2 separate regions of the Homo sapiens genome follow, and region 2 is linked to region 1. Evidence: chromatin loops called from intact Hi-C (ENCODE). Cell type or tissue: heart left ventricle. All regions are shown on one strand.

What was found. A loop is a pair of places that touch in the nucleus more often than their neighbours do. Peaks named below come from ENCODE experiments on the same cell type or tissue, not always from the same donor. Only the 100,000 strongest peaks of a DNase experiment are listed, where the experiment ranks them.
Region 2: a loop joins it to region 1, with 6 times the contacts of the local background. A loop is called at or near these places in 46 of 110 quality-filtered maps.

Annotation. Positions count from the first base shown.
Region 1 is chr19:32,566,854-32,574,853 of GRCh38, reverse strand. No RefSeq gene overlaps it. Among named protein-coding and RNA genes, the nearest start is that of PDCD5, 10 kb to the left of the region's middle. In heart left ventricle, a CTCF peak has its summit at 4,443 (motif pointing right); no DNase peak of the experiment used is centred here; H3K27me3 peaks cover 3,063 bases.
Region 2 is chr19:32,283,265-32,291,264 of GRCh38, reverse strand. No RefSeq gene overlaps it. Among named protein-coding and RNA genes, the nearest start is that of ZNF507, 58 kb to the left of the region's middle. In heart left ventricle, a CTCF peak has its summit at 3,294 (motif pointing left); a DNase peak (open chromatin) is centred at 3,264; H3K27ac peaks cover 422 bases; H3K27me3 peaks cover 770 bases.

The sequences.
Region 1 (8,000 bases):
AAGTAATCAAGTTAGAATGAGGTCATTGGGGGTGAGCCCTAATCCAGTATGACTGGTGTCCTTATATAAAGGGGATATTTGGTCCAAGCACGGTTGCTCACGCCTGTAATCGCAGCACTTTGGGAGGCCAAGGAGGGCGGATCACCTGAGGTCAGGAGTTCGAGACCAGCCTGGCCAACATGGTGAAACCCTGTTTCTACTAAAAATACAAAAATTAGCCAGGCATAGTGGCGCACACCTGTAATCCCAACTACTCGGGAGACTGAGGCAGGAGATTCACTTGAACTCAGGAGGCAGAGGTTGCAGTGAGCCAAGATTGTGCCACTGCACTCTAGCCTGGGCAACAGAGTGAGACTGTGTCTCAGACCAAAAAAAAAAAAAAAAAAAAGAAAGAAAGGTGGGGGATGAGGGGAGGGAGGGAAATTGGGAAAATTTGGATGCAGAGACAGACATGCACAGGGGAAGATGAACATGATTGGAATGATGTATCTATAAGCCAAGGAGTGCCAGAGATTACCAGCAAACCACAAGTAGCTAGGAAGAGATGGGGAAGGAGCCTCTTCCTACAGGTTTCAGAGGGAGTATGGCCCCGCTGACACCTTGATACCACACTTCCAGCCTCCAGAACTGTGAGACAATATTTTTTTTTTAAAAAAGATGGGGTCTCACTCTGTTGCCAAGGCTGAACTCTAAACTCCTGGGCTCAAGTGATCCTCCTGCCTTGGCCTCCCTAGGAGTTGGGACTACAGGTGCGCACCATCATGTCCAGCTCTCTAAACATTTTGCAGAGATGGGGTCTTGCCGTGTTGCCCAGGCTGCTCTCAAACTCCTGGCCTCAAACCTTCCTCCCACTTTGGCCTCCCGAATCCCTCCCAAATCCCTGCTGGGATTACAGGCACAAGCCAGCATGCCCAGCCTGATATTTTCAGAAAGGAAAATTATTATCATCAGCTACTGCAGTACTTCTTTCTGCATGGCCAGCAATTTTCTTTTGTTCTAAGCCACTCAGTTTGTGGTAGTTTTATATGGCATCCCTAACAAACTAATTACACATTTCTTTCTTTCTTTCACCCTCCCTTCTTCCTTAGCAGGACAGGCCCCAGAATTGGGGCTAAGCCTGGGAGGGTTTCTTGGCTTTGCCCAGGAGAGAATTCCAGGACAAGCTGGTGGTGTCGGATAGCAACTTCTCTTGAAGCACTCATGCACAGCAGCAGCAGCAGAGGGGCCGTTCCTTGCGGAGCAGGACCACCCCACAGGCAGTGTGCCTGGAGGAGCAGCTCAGAAGCAGTGCTGCAGCCACATTTAGACTCACTTTTAATTATATGTAAATCAAGGGGCAGATTATGCAGAAATTTCTAGAAAAGGGGTGGTAACTTCCAGGTTGTTGGGTCATTGCCATGGAAAGGGGCAGTAATTTTTGGGTGTTGCCATGGAAGTGGTAAACTGACATGACGCACTGGTGGACGTGTCTTATGGAAAGGAGCTTCCAGCACATCCCTGTTTTAGCTAGTCTTCAATCTGGTCTGGTGTCCAAGCCCCGACTCTGGAGTCTGTTCTGCCTCCTACCTCATTTTCTCACTCTGAGACCTAGGCTGACAGAGCAGCTGTCATCTCAATGCTACCAAGTACCAGGGAAGAGATAACCTAGTGAACTGCACACTGTCCCTTTAAATTTTTTTTTTTTTAATTGGAGACGGAATCTTGTCTGTCACCCAGGCTGGAGTGCAGTGGTGTGATCTTGTGTCCGGAATTGGTGGGTTCTTGGTCTCACTGACTTCAAGAATGAAGCCGCGGACCCTCGCGGTGAGTGTTACAGCTCTTAAGGTGGCGCGTCTGGAGTCTGTCTCTTCTGATGTTCAGATGTGTTCGGAGTTTCTTCCTTCTGGTGGGTTTGTGGTCTCGCTGGCTCAGGAGTGAAGCTGCAGACCTTTGCGGTATGTGTTACAGCTCTTAAGGCAGTGAGTCTGGAGTTGTTCATTCCTCCCCGTGGGCTCGTGGTCTCGCCAGGCTCAGGAGTGAAGCTGCAGATCTTCGCGGTGAGTGTTACAGCTCATAAAAGCAGCGTGAACCCAAAGAGTGAGCAGTAGCAAAATTTATTGCAAAGAGCAAAAGAACAAAGCTTCCACACTGTGGAAGGGGACTCCAGCGGGTTGCCAATGCTGGCTCGGGCAGCCTGCTTTTATTCTCTTATCTGGCCCCACCCACATCCTGCTGATTGGTAGAGCTGACTGGCCTGTTTTGTCAGGGCGCTGATTGGTGCGTTTACAATCCCTGAGCTAGATACAAAGGTTCTCCACGTCCCCATCAGATTAGTTAGATACAGAGTTTCAACACACAGGTTCTCCAAGGCCCCACCAGAGCAGCTAGATACAGAGTGTCGATTGGTGCATTCACAAACCTTGAGCTAAACACAGGGTGCTGATTGGTGTGTTTACAAACCTTGAGCTAGATACAGAGTGCCGATTGGTGTATTTACAATCCTTGAGCTAAACACAGGGTGCTGATTGGTGTGTTTACAAACCTTGAGCTAGATACAGAGTGCCGATTGGTGTATTTACAATCCTTGAGCTAAACACAGGGTGCTGATTGGTGTGTTTACAAACCTTGAGCTAGATACAGAGTGCCGATTGGTGTATTTACAATCCCTGAGCTAGACATAAAAGTTCTCCACGTCCTCACCAGAGCAGCCAGATACAGAGTGTCGATTGGTGCACTCACAAACCTTGAGCTAAACACAGGGTGCTGATTGGTGTATTTACAATCCCTGAGCTAGATATAAAGACTCTCCACGTCCCCACCAGACTCAGGAGCCCAGCTGGCTTCACCCAGTGGATCCCTCACCGGGGCTGCAGGTGGAGCTGCCTGCCAGTCCTGCGCTGTGCGCTCACATTCCTCAGCCCTTGGGTGGTCGATGGGACTGGGCGCCCTGGAGCAGTGGGTGGTGCTCGTCCGGGAGACTCGGGCTCACAGGAGCCCATGGAGGGGGTGGGAGGCTCAGACATGGCAGGCTGCAGGTCCCGAGCCCTGCCCCGTGGGAAGGCAGCTAAGACTGCAGGTCCCGAGCACCGCGCCGGTGGGCCGGCACTGCTGGGGGACCCAGTACACCCTCCGCAGCCACTGGCCCGGGTGCTAAGTCCCTCATTGCCCGGGGCCGGCAGGGCTGGCCGGCTGCTCCGAGTGCGGGGCCCGCCAAGCCCACGCCCACCCAGAACTCCAGCTGGCCCGCAAGCGCTGCGCGCAGCCCCGGTTCCTGCTCGCGCCTCTCCCTCCACACCTCCCTGCAAACTGAGGGAGCTGGCTCTGGCCTTGGCCAGCCCAGAAAGGGGCTCTCACAGTGCAGCGGCGGGCCGAAGGGCCCCTCAAGTGCCGCCAAAGTGGGAACCCAGGCAGAGGAGGCTCCGAGAGCAAGCGAGGGCTCTGAGGACTGCCAGCATGCTGTCACCTCTCAATCTCAGCTCACTGCATCCTCTGCCTCCTGGGTTCAAGCGATTCTCCTGCCTCAGCCTCCTGAGTAGCTGGGATTACAGGCACGTGTCACTGCACCCAGCTAATTTTTGTATTTTTAGTAGAGATGGGGTTTCACCATGTTGGCCAGGCTGGTCTCGAACTCCTGACCTCAAGTCATCCACCCGCCTTGGCCTCCCAAAGTGCTAGGATTACAGCCATGAGCCACCGCACCCGACCTGTCCCTTTAAGTTTCCAGCCAGAGATGATACCCATCATTTTTCTTTATATTGTGTTGGCCAAAGTGAATCATGTGACTATGCCTAACATCAAAGCGGGTGGGGAAGTGCAGTCCTACCTTGTGACTGGGAAATGAATGAGGGAGGGAGGGAAGGAGGGAGGAAACAAGGAAGGAGGAAGGAAGGAAGGTTGGTAGGTAGGAAGGGAGGGAAGGAGGGAGGCAGGGATGGAGGGAAAAGGAAGGAAGGGAGGGAGGGACGAAAGGAGAAGAAAGGAAGGGAGGAAGGGAAAGAAGGAAGGAAGGAAGGAAGGAAGAGCAGTGGCTTGCACTTGTAGTCCCAGCTACTCGAGAGGCTGAGGCGGGAGGATTGCTTTAAGCCAGGAGTTCCAGACCAGCCTGGGCAACATAACGAGACCCCATCTCTGCAAAAATTTAAACAGGAAGGGAGGGAGGGAGGGAAGGAGAAGCTGCTCTGGGCAGGCTGCATTGCTTCCGTGATGCATTCCTCTGTGCACACAGGTGATCTGGCCAGTGCATCTTACAGTTTCTTTGCGTTTTTCTGTTATTTCCATTTCTTGCTTCTTGGTGCAGCAGCAGCATAATTACTCTGAGAAGCCCACAGGGTCAGAGCCTGCAGAACCAGTCGGTCCGTCTGCAACGCTCAGCCCCATCTTTCTCTTCCCACTTCAGGCCACCTCCTCTGCGCTGATCTCCAAGGAACCCCAAATGCCCGGAGTCCTGGTGTCTCCTGCAAGCAGCAGAGGGAGCCCACACTCTATCAAAAGCGACTGAGTTTCTCATTATACTACAAAGCAGAAACTACAATAACTGTTGTTTTCTTTTTTCTTTCTTTCTTTTTTCTTTTTTTTTTTTTTGCCATGCAGTATGTCCTTACAGATGAAGCTTTAATCTCCCTCGTCCATCTCTGTTGCTGTAAATTTATGCTCCATTATGGTTCCATATGCCCGATCCTCTGAGAAAGCCACGGCGGGCTTGTGGGGAGCGTGCGCTTCAGAGCTGTATGTGCAGCATGTGGAATTGCAGATTGGTACCTGGCACACTTAATGGTTATGTCTTCACAGGTTGTTTTAGAGCCATTTATTAGCCGTGATCCTGCATGGATCAGTCGTGATATCATGGAAACGGTGCCGTGGAACTCACTGAAATGCAAGGAGCAGAAGCAGAGTGTGGTCCATTAAAAAATAAATCTGGCCGGGTGCAGTGGCTCATGCTTATAATCCCAGCTCTTTGGGAGGCCGAGGGGGGCGGATCACCTGAGATCAGGAGTTCGAGACCAGCCTGGCCAACATGGTGAAACCCCATCTCTACTAAAAAAAATACAAAAATAGCAGAGTGTGGTGGTGGGTGCCTGTAGTCCCAGCTACTCGGGAGGCTGAGGCAGGAGGATCACTTGAAACTGGAAGGGGGGAGGTTGCAGTGAGCCAAGATCGCGCGCCACTGTACACTCCAGCCTGGGTGACAGAGCAAGACTCTGTCTCAAAAAAAAAAAAAAAAAAAAGAAAAGAAAAAGAAAAAGAAAGCTTCTCATTGAAAACTAGTTATAGTCTTTTACTTGAGAAGGAGCTCCGTCCAAGCTTTTGTGGCCACTTGCTGGGATAACAGCTTTCTTCACCATGAGATGGCCATACAGGAGGGTGAGGAGATGGCTATATTATCTCGTCAGGACTTCCTTGTCATGGCTAGAAAGCCACAGACTGGCTGTGCATGGTGGCTCGCACCTGTAATCCCAGCACTTAGGGGGCTGAAGCAGGAGGATTGCTTGAGGCCAAGAGTTCAAGACCAGCCTGGGCAACATAGAGAGACCCTTGTCTGCACAAAAAAATAAAAAAAAATTAGGCATGGTGGTATGTGCCTGTAGTCCCAGCTATTCAAGGAGGCTGAGGCAGGAGGATCCCTTGAGCCCAAGAGGTTGAGGCTGCAGTGGCTATGATCATGCCTCTGCTCTCCAGCCTGAGCAACAGAGTGAGACTCTGTCACAATAATAAATAAGCTGGGCAGTGGCTTGCATCTGTAGTCCCAGCTACTTGGGAGGCTGAAATGACAGGATTGCTTGAAGCCAAGAGTTCGAGACCAGCCTAGGCAACATAATGAGACCCACCCCCCCCGTCTCTGCAAAAAAATTAAAAAATAAGCCAGGAATTGTGGTGTGCCCAGGAGTTCAAGGCTGCAGTGAGCTATGATTGTGCCACTGCACACCAGCCTGGGAGACAGAGTGACATCCTGTCTCAGAAAAAAAAAAAAAAGAAAAGAAAAGAAAGGAAAAGACATGAAAGTTTGCTGGCTAACAGGAAGCGGGCTATTTTAAGAGCCTCCTGGGCTCCTTTAGTTTTGGAGCACCCATTACATAAAACGTTAAATATACAGAAATGCACCCCATTCCACATCCAATATAATGCATATATATAAATAATAAATGATAACACAAGGGCTTCAATTTGAGTTTCATCAAGTGTATTCATCTTGACTTTGCATTTTTTTTCTCTACAGTTTGGCACCAATAAATTTTTTTTCATTCCTGGCTGTTTATGACCCCATGGGCCTTGGGATAACTCTCAGTTCTGGGTCTTAATTCTGGGGAACTTGATGCCGACAGGGGTCCTGTATGATTGGGGGCCAAGATGAAATTTCATCGTAGCCTCCACCTGCCTCATCCAAAGAGAACCAACCTCAAAGGAGATGAGGAAGACCTTCCTCTCCTCAAATAAAATTAGGAGGACTTTCACCTGTCCTTAAAAACATCCTGGCCGGGCGCGGTGGCTCATGCCTGTAATCCCAGCACTTTGGGAGGCTGAGGCGGGCGGATCATGAGGTCAGGAGATCGAGACCATCCTGGCTAATATGGTGAAACCCTGTTTCTACTAAAAATACAAAAAATTAGCCGGGCATGGTGGCGGGCGCCTGTAGTCTCAGATACTCGGGGGGCTGAGGCAGGAGAATGGCGTGAACCCAGGAGGCAGAGGTTGCAGTGAGCTGAGATCGTGCCACTGCACTCTAGCGTGGGTGACAGACCGAGACTCCATCTCAAAAAAACCAAACCAAACCAAACCAAAACAAACAAACAAAAAAACAAAAAACATCCTGAGAAGGCGATTCTTTGGTCTCATCTAGTAACATTACTCACTCACTCATTCATTCAAGAGATATTTTTACTTTTTAGAGATGGGGTCTTGCTGTGTTACCCAGGCTTGTCTTGAACTTCTGGCCTCAAGTGATCCTTCCACCTCAGCCTCTTAAAGTGCTGGGATTACAGGTGTGAGCCACTGTGACCTATTTTAACTTTTGTAGAGATGGGGGTCTCGCTTTGTTGCCCAGGCTGGTCTCGAACTCCTGGCCTCAAGCGATCCTCCCACCTCGACCTCCCAAAGTGTTGGGATTATAGGTACGGACCATGGCGCCTGCCCTCGGTCCTCATTTTCTTTGACACCTGGGCAGTACCCAGGTCCTCTTAACAGTCTCAGGCTGGCCCTGGCTCATGCCTTTTGCTACCTCCAAGTGTCTGTGCAGACCATCCACTCTGCTGGGAAGGTCTCCTGCTATTCACCAGACTAACTGCTATTCATCCCACTCCACATATCCCACAAGGGATATGCCAATATCTGGCAGTGCGTTGGGAAATGCGTAACAAAGTTTCTTGGAACAAACAAAACAAAACAAAAGAAACCCTGATTTGTCACATTTGCTGCTTTCTGTGGTGTAAATTCTTCCACCATGGCCAATTTCAGGTTGCCGACGTGAGGTCACTGAACAGGGAGCTGAGTTGGGCACAGTAGCACGTCATTATATTGTATTCCCACCATAGGGGCAGAACAGATGTAAGTAACATCAGAGCAAATGTGGGAGTAGAACACAGTAAAATAGGAATGATGCTTTAGGTATTTAGTACCTTCATATTTTAACACAATACTTAATTATAAGCTCTCTCTTTTTTTTTTTTTTAATAATGACTACGTTTAAAAACCAGCTTATGGGCCAGGTGCTATGGCTCATGCCTGTAATCCCAGCACTTTGGGAGGCTGAGGCGGGTGGATTGCTTGAGCTCAGGAGCTCAAGACCAGCCTGAGCAACATAGCAAAACCCCATCTCTACCAAAATACAAAACATTAGCTAGGCATGGTGGCATGCACCTGTAGTCCCAGCTACTCAGGAGGCTGAGGTAGGAGAATAACTAGAGCCCAGAAGGTGGAGGTTGCAGTGAGCTGAGGTTGCGCCACTGCACTCCAGTGTGGGTGACAGAGTGAGACCTTGTCTCAAAAATTAAAACAAAACAAAACAAAACAAAACAAAATACAGCTTG
Region 2 (8,000 bases), 280 kb after region 1:
TGCCTACCTTTTTTTGGTGGCTTAAATGTGAAGATTAGAAAATTTGATAATAGTTACTATGTACCTACTAAGTGTTGGGCACTATGCTAGTTCCCAGGGATACAGTGATGAGCAAAACAGAATTCTCGCTCAGATGGAGCTAGTAGGTTAGAGAGAAATAGTCAATGCTGTGTCAGGGCATTCCTAAGGCCAGTCACTGAGCTAAAATATTAACACGCATGATTTCACTGAGTTCTCACAATCGCTCTATGAGCTTTCAGATGAGGTGATAGAGGCTCAGTCAACTTAACGTGAGATAGGTAACTTACCCAAGATCACATCCACTGGGAGGTTTGCTGCCAGCCTTCAAGACCACATGTAAAGTCCTTGCCCATGAGGGTGCAAGGCAGAAGCCTCCTTGGGCACTCCAGGTGAGAGCCTTTGAAAGGCCTATCTTGGAGCTTGTCTAATGGGACAATCAGGCTCTTACCACGAGAAGGGTGGTTCCTGCTGCTCCATGTCCTGACACCCTTCATGGCCCATCCCCAGTGCCCCGCCAGCTCATGCCAGCCCCTCTGTTCTCAGAGCTCCTAGAGGAGCTACTTGCACTCCTGTCTGGGATCCTGTGGGAGCTGGGTAAGCATCATTCCTGACGTTTCTGTGCCGGAGACTCTTCTCTTCGTGGTGGGGCCTGGGGAAGGACCCATGCCCATGTAGATCCATCTTGTTGTCCCTTGAGCCTGTCATAGTGCCCTGCACATGAGAAGTGCTCAGATAGACATTATTCAAGTAGATTGCCTGTAAAATGGCAAGGCTGTGCAACTCACATTCAGCTGCCTTCAAGAGTAAATTCAGCCAAAAGAACTGAAAACAGGGCCTGAAGCAGATATTTGTACACCCATGTTCACAGCAGCATTCTTCCTAATAGCCAAAAGGTGGAAGTGGCTCAAGTGTCCATTGACAGACGAATGAGCAAGCAAAATGTGATATATCTGTACAAGGGATTATTATTCAGCTTGGAATAGAAAGGATTTTTTTTTGGGTCGGGGGGACAGGGTCTCATTCTGTGACCCAGGCTGAGTGTAGTGACACAATGATGGCTCACTGCAGCCTTGACCTCCCAGGCTCAAGAGATCCTTCTGCCTCAGCCTATTGAGTAGCTAAGACCAAAGGCATGCGCCACCACACCCACCTCATTTTTTTACTTTTTGTAGAGATGGGGTCTCCCTATCTTGCCCAGGCTGGTCTCAAACTTCTGGGCTTAAGCTATCCTCCCTCCTCTACCTCTCAAAGTGCTGGGATTGCATGCATGAGCCACCATGCCCAGCCAAGGAAGGAAATTTTGACTCATACTACAACATCAGTGAACCCTGAGGACATTCTGCTAAGTGAAATAATCCAGTCACAAAAAGACAAATACTATATGATTCCACTTATATGAGGTATCTGGAGTAGTCAAATACATAGAGACAGAAAGTAGAATAGTGGTTGCCCAGGCCTGGAGATGGGGAAGAGGAATGAGGAACTAGCGTTTAGTGGGTGCAGAGTTTCAACTGCGGAAGATGAAAGGAACCCTGGAGATGCATGGTGGTCATGGTTGCACACAATATGAATGTACTTAATGCCATTTTTTAGACTTAAAAAATAGTTAAAACGGTAAGTTGTATGTCATGTATGTTTTACTACAATTAAAATAAAATAAAAATAAAATAAAATAAAAGTAAATCTAGGATTCTGCACAGTAGCCTTTTGGTTTTGATGGCTCCTGACACTTCTAACCTGAGAATCCTGCTTGGGAAAGGGTCCTAGCAAGAGCATAGGGTCTATCCTCTGTCTCTGTGAAGGCTTAGAATCCCAAGGATTATTTCTGTCTTTTGAAATAATGAAATCATAGTTCCTCATGGCTTTATTTGACCATTTTTCAGTAGGCCATTCAGTAGGCCATTTTTCAGTAGGACCTTGTATTAGTCAGGGTTCTCTCAAGGGACAGGACTAACAGGATAGATGAATATATAAAGGAGAGTTTATTAGGAGAATTGACTTACTTGATCACAAGGTGAAGTCCCACAATAGGCTGTCTGCAAGCTGAGGAGCAAGGAAGCTAGCCTGAGTCCCAAACCTCAAAAGTAGGGAAGCCAACAGTCTGTGGCTGAAGGCCCCCGAAAGCCCCTGGCAAACCACTGGTGTGAGTTCAAGGGTCTAAAAGCTGAAGAACTTGGAGTCTGATATTCAAGGGAAGGAAGCATCCAGCACAGGGGAAAGATGGAGGCTGGAAGACTCAGCCAGTCTAGTCCTTCCACGTCTCTCTGCCTGCTTTTATCCTAGCCACGCTGGCAGTTGATTAGATGGTGCCCACTCAGATTGAGGGTGGTCTCCCTCTCCCAGTCCACTGACTCAAATGTTAATTTCCTCTGGCAACACCCTTACATATACACCCAGGAACAATAGTTTGCATCCTTCAATCCAATCCAGTTGACAGTATTAACCATCACGGACCTCTGGAGGCAGAGTGTTTGCCTGGAGATGTGTGGTGCAAGTACTTCTGATGCTTGTCTTAGTAGCACATCCTGGAGCTATACCCATCTTTACCCATCAAGATTCTTCGCTGACAGGCAACTGCAACAAATTCCAGTGAGTACCAGCACGTTGGCAATTTACTGGAAGGTTACCAGACAACTCAAGAGAGGCAAGAGAACAAAGCTTGGGAAAAACAGAGGAAGCAGGGTGGCTTGAGACATCATGTGGTGTGGTAGCCGCAAGTCCAGACACCAGGACTGCAATGAGAGGGCTCCCTCCAGGGCCTGGGTTAAGGATCCTGATGGGTCAAGCCCGGACAAGGGGACACAAGTGCCTTAAAGAAAACCAGGATCTGAGAGGAAGAAGCAATTTTAACAGTCTAAATGGCGAATGTCCACTTGAACAAGGACTGCCTTCCCGCTGAGACCACACAGAAACACAGAGCAACTCTGGTATCCTATTACGCTTCTGCTGAAAGCTCCAGGCAGGGCTGTGGATCAGGAGAAGGAAGAAGGGGTCTCTTTTTGCCTTCTGCTTAGACCCGGGTCTTGCCCAGTCAGGTCTTGAACTCCTGGGCTCCAGCGATCCTCCCACCTCAGCCTCCCAAAGTGCTGGGATTGCATGTGTGAGCCACTGTGCCAACCAAGCTTGGGGACCGCTGCTTAGACCCCAGTTGGGCATTAAGGTCCAGCCTCGTTCTGGATGCATCTGCCTCAGTTCCTGGGTCCCAAGTCCTCAGGCTGTGGGAGGGCACGCATGGACACTGTTGTCTTCGTTTCCGTAGCTACGGCGCCATCTTCTGGCTGTTGCCTCCTGGACTGTCTTGAGGAAGAATGCTTACTATTGCGTTTAACCCAAATCCCACAAATCTCCGGGAGTAGCAAAACAGCAGTGTCTGGGGCCTTCACGAATCTTTACAGGATCCCATGGGAGGGAAGATCAGCCACAACCCAGTGCATGACCTCATTTGCCCTAGAAAAATATGAATCTTGGCTAACTTTTCCCTTCCTCCCAAACATGCCGTAAAATGTTTACTTCCACATAGACTTTTAAACGCACCACCGATGCGCTTGCTTCCCAAGTATATCAGCAGATTTAAAAGGTTCATAAAAATTCCCTTCATATGGCTACAGTAAACTTTTGTGCAATTGTTCTTCTGTGGGATTTAGTGGTTCACAGACTGTCTTTTAAAGTTTGATCACTGATTTGTCTGAGACCCAATTATTAGCAGACTGGGGAATGACAAAGCTTATTTATCACCAAAGCTGATGAAATCAACATAGTCCACTGAGCCTCTGGGGCTTATAGCTCAAGGACCTTCTTCCTTTGTGGAGCACAAAGTGCTGTTCTCTCTCCTAACTCTCTGTGCTCTGCATAAAATGTCACCAGCGTGGCATGAAGTCTGGGGGGATGCAGTGGCTTCACCACATCAAGCACATGGTCCCACTTCAGTGCCTTCTTCCCTTTTGCTTCCGTCTGCCTGGTCTGCTGTTACCCCAGGGGACTGCTTGGCTAATCGCACCACCTCCTTCAAGTGCTTACTCAAGCTCCACCTTCTTTCATCATAATTATTGTTGTTTTGCTTTAAAAGGTTGTCAAATACACATAACGCTAAATTTATCATCCTGACAATATTTAAGTGTATAGTGCAGTGGTCTTAGGTATATTCACATTGTTATGCAATGTGCAACTATTACCACCATCATCTCCAAAACTATTTTCATCTTGCAAAACTGAAACTCTGTACCATTAAACCGGGGTCCCCAACCCCTGGGTGGCAGATCGGTATCAGTCCGTGGCCTGTTAGGAAATGGGCCGCATAGCAGGAGATGAGAGGCAGGCGAGCGAGCATTATCGCCTGAGCTCTGCCTCCTGTCAAATCAGCAGTGGCATTAGATTCTTATAGGAGCGTGAACCCTGTTGTGAACTGTGCATGCGAGGGATCTAGGTTGTGTGCTCCTTATGAGAATTTAACTAATGTCTGATGATTTGAGGTGGAAGAATTTCGTCCTGAAACATCTCCCCCCTCACACACTCTGCCCCATCAGTGGAAAAATTGTCTTTCATGAAACTGGTCCCTGGTGCCACAAAAGTTGGGGTGGGGACCATTGCATTAAACAGTAACTTTTTGTTCACCCCGCCTTCAGCTCCTGGTAACCACCATTCCAATTTCTGTCTATAGAACTGACTACTGTAGGGACCTCATATAAGTGGAATCACAGAATATTTGTCTTCTTGTGCCTGGCTTACTTCACTTAGTATAATGTCCTTGAAGTTTATCCACATCGTAGCATGTTTCAGAATTTCCTTTCTGTTCAGGCTGGATAATATTTCACTATGCGGTTGTACTACAGTTTTTTTTTTTTTTTTTTGAGACAGGGTTTCACTCTGTTGCCCAGGCTGGAGGGCAGTGGTGTGAACACAGCTTACCATAGCCTCGACCTCCTGGGCTTAAGCGATCCTCCTGCCTCGGACTCCTGAGTTGCTGGGACCACAGGTATGCACCACCACACCTGGCTAATTTTTTGATATTTTGTAGAGATGAGGTCTCACTATGTTGCCAAGGCTGGTCTCGAACTTCTGAGCTCAAGCGATCCTCCCACCTTAGTCTCTCAAAGTGTTGAGATTACAGGCGTGAGCCACCACAGCTGGCCTGTACTGCATTTTGGTTTGAGTCTCTGATGTTTCCAATGCCTGGGGCAGGGTCTGACACGTGATAGGCACTCAGTACATAATTAATGAATGAGTGGATGAATGAACGAATGACGTTGCTTTCTCCCGGACTTTGTAGCCTTGTTGGGCAGGGCAGAGAGCCCATCCTCAGGAGATCCCTCTGACCAGTGACTGAGCTGGAGGGCTGGCTGCTCAGGGCCTCCTGCCTCCACTGTTGGGTTGGGGAGGGACTGGGGGAAGGGAAAAGAGAGAGAGAGAGAGAGAGAGAGAGAGAGAGAGAGAGAGAGAGAGAGAGAGAGATTCCGCTGGCAGTGGAGCATCCCTGCTTCGTTGTGGGCTTTACGACTTCATGCCACTTAAGCATTATGATGCTGTGATGGATAGTCTGGTCCCCTCTGCCTCATAAGAGGACACCGAGGAAGGTCCTTCCCCCGCCTCCGCCCCCAGCCCCGCAGCCTGCAAGCCAGCCTTGGGGGTCTCTCTTCTCTGGCCACTCAGACATCTTTGGGGCCTGTGTCCTTGTATTTATCCCTCCAGCTGTATTTCTTACAGTGAGGGGAAGTGGAGCCAAGAGAGTGCCCTCAATTGAAGACGGCTTGACCCCAATTATATCATTCACCTTTCTTTCAACGTTGTCTTGGATGTTGTTTTATTTGCCATCTTGAAGCTTCTGCTCTTGTTGACTAAGCTAAAAGCAACCTTGTGGGCACATCTATATAATTTACCCCTTAGCTGAATTAAAAATATTCACACAAGTGGCGTATCTAAAAGAACGTATACAAGTTTTGGTTTCTTCAACTAATTTCCCACCGTATGTCATGTCCTGCTTTTGAAGTCCATGAAGACAATTTATATAATGTTCATAATTTATGTAACAAACGTTTAAATAGCACTTACTCTGTTGCAGACACTGTTCGATTATATACCCTTCCCACATATTAACTCATTTAATCCTCACCCCACCCCATGATCCTGTTATTATCCTTATTTTACAGATGGGAAAAATGAGGCATAGTGGGGTAACTTGCTGAAGTAACTTCAAGGTAATCTGCTGTAGCTTGCCTGAGGTCACCTAGCTACTCATTGAAAACCCAACGATAGAGCATAGCTCTATCCAAACCAAACCAAACCTTTAAACCAAACCTTTAAACCCCAAACCCTACTGCAAATCATTTGCTTTGGTTCTGCAATCATCTAAAATTGATTGTGAGGTAAAATGGACACAGCCATAGCAATGCAAACATCAACAGGGTAGTTATTGAAATAGGGGCATTGGATGTTCAAGGCTAAGCATAAGATGTGTGTGTCCTGTGGGCACTCTTTAAAATTTAAAAAAAAAATTTTCTATTGTTTATTGGGGAACAGGTGGTGTTTGGTTACATGAGTAAGTTCTTTAGTGGAGATGTGTGAGATTTTGATGCACCCATCGCTTGAGCAGTATACACTGCACTCAATTTGTAGTCTTTTATCCATCACGCCCTTCCCACCCTTTCCCCCTGAGTCCCCAAAGTCCACTGTGTCATTCTTATACCTTTGTGTCCTGTCCTCATAGCTTAGCTCCCTCCCACTTATGAGTGAGAACATACGATGTTTGGTTTTCCATTCCTGAGTGACTTCACTTAGAATAATAGTCTCCAATCTCATCCAGGTTGCTGCAAATGCCATAATTCATTCATTTTTATGGCTGTGTAGTATTCCATTATATATATCTATATCTATATCTATATATATCTATATCTCACAGTTTCTTTGTCCACTTGTTGATTGATGGGCATTTGGGCTGGTTCCACATTTTTGCAACTGTGAATTGTGCCACCATAAATATGCATGTGCAAGTATCTTTTTCATATAAAGACTTCTTTTCCTCTGGGTAGATACCCAGTAGTGGGATTGCTGGATCAAATGGTAGTTCTATTTTTAGTTCTTTAAGGAATCTCCACACTGTTTTCAATAGTGGTTGTACTAGTTTACATTCCCACCAGCAGTGTATAAGTGTTACCTGTTCACTGCATCCACGCTGTGGACACTCTTGATACCCCAAAATGAGGGCCCTCCCTGGAGAAGACTCATTGCAAGGGATAGGGGCTGCAGCCCCGGCTGTCTGACTTGGGAGCCTAGTGCAGCCCGGGGCAGAGAGGTAGTGGGAAGGAGTCGAGAGGACCAAGGTTTATTCAACCCAGTGATGCCTGAAGCTGAGGGGTTGGAGAAGTGGGAAGAGACTCTATGTGTCCATTGAGAACTCCCAGCAGCTTGTGTCTGCAACTTTGAGGTAGAGAGCAGTGAGGGGCCCTGAAGCACTGGGGGTCAAAGCACGGTGGGTAACTGAGATGCACAGACTTCAGACAGGGCCTCCTCTCACTGAGATCACGCAATATTAACAGAGATCTTTGGTTTGTTTGTTTTGTTTGCTTTTGAATCCCCCTGACAAAACTTGGGTAGAGGGGAGAAAGAGGATTACAGAGGACCCCTGCAGTGTGTCATCTTCCAGGGAATCAGGGATCCCTGGAGAAAAGATTTTGGCTGATGGAATCAAGAGATCTGGTGTCCAATGTTAAATTTTTCCTCTTCTGCTGTATGTTCCCTCCTATTATCCCCAGTCTTTCGTAAAGTTTGTGAAACACTCAGTTCATGCTTGGAAGGCTTTGAGAAATGGGGAGAGGTCTGGAGTTTACACATGGGGCAAAGTGGACAGGCTTCCTCTCATTTCCCCAAAGCCCTGCTAGCATAAACTTGTGTTTAACGAACTTTACTAAAAACTGGGGAATAATAGGAAGGAGTATAAGATTTTCTCAGGTGAGATAAGAGGAGCTCATAGAGGTCTAGTGGGACGG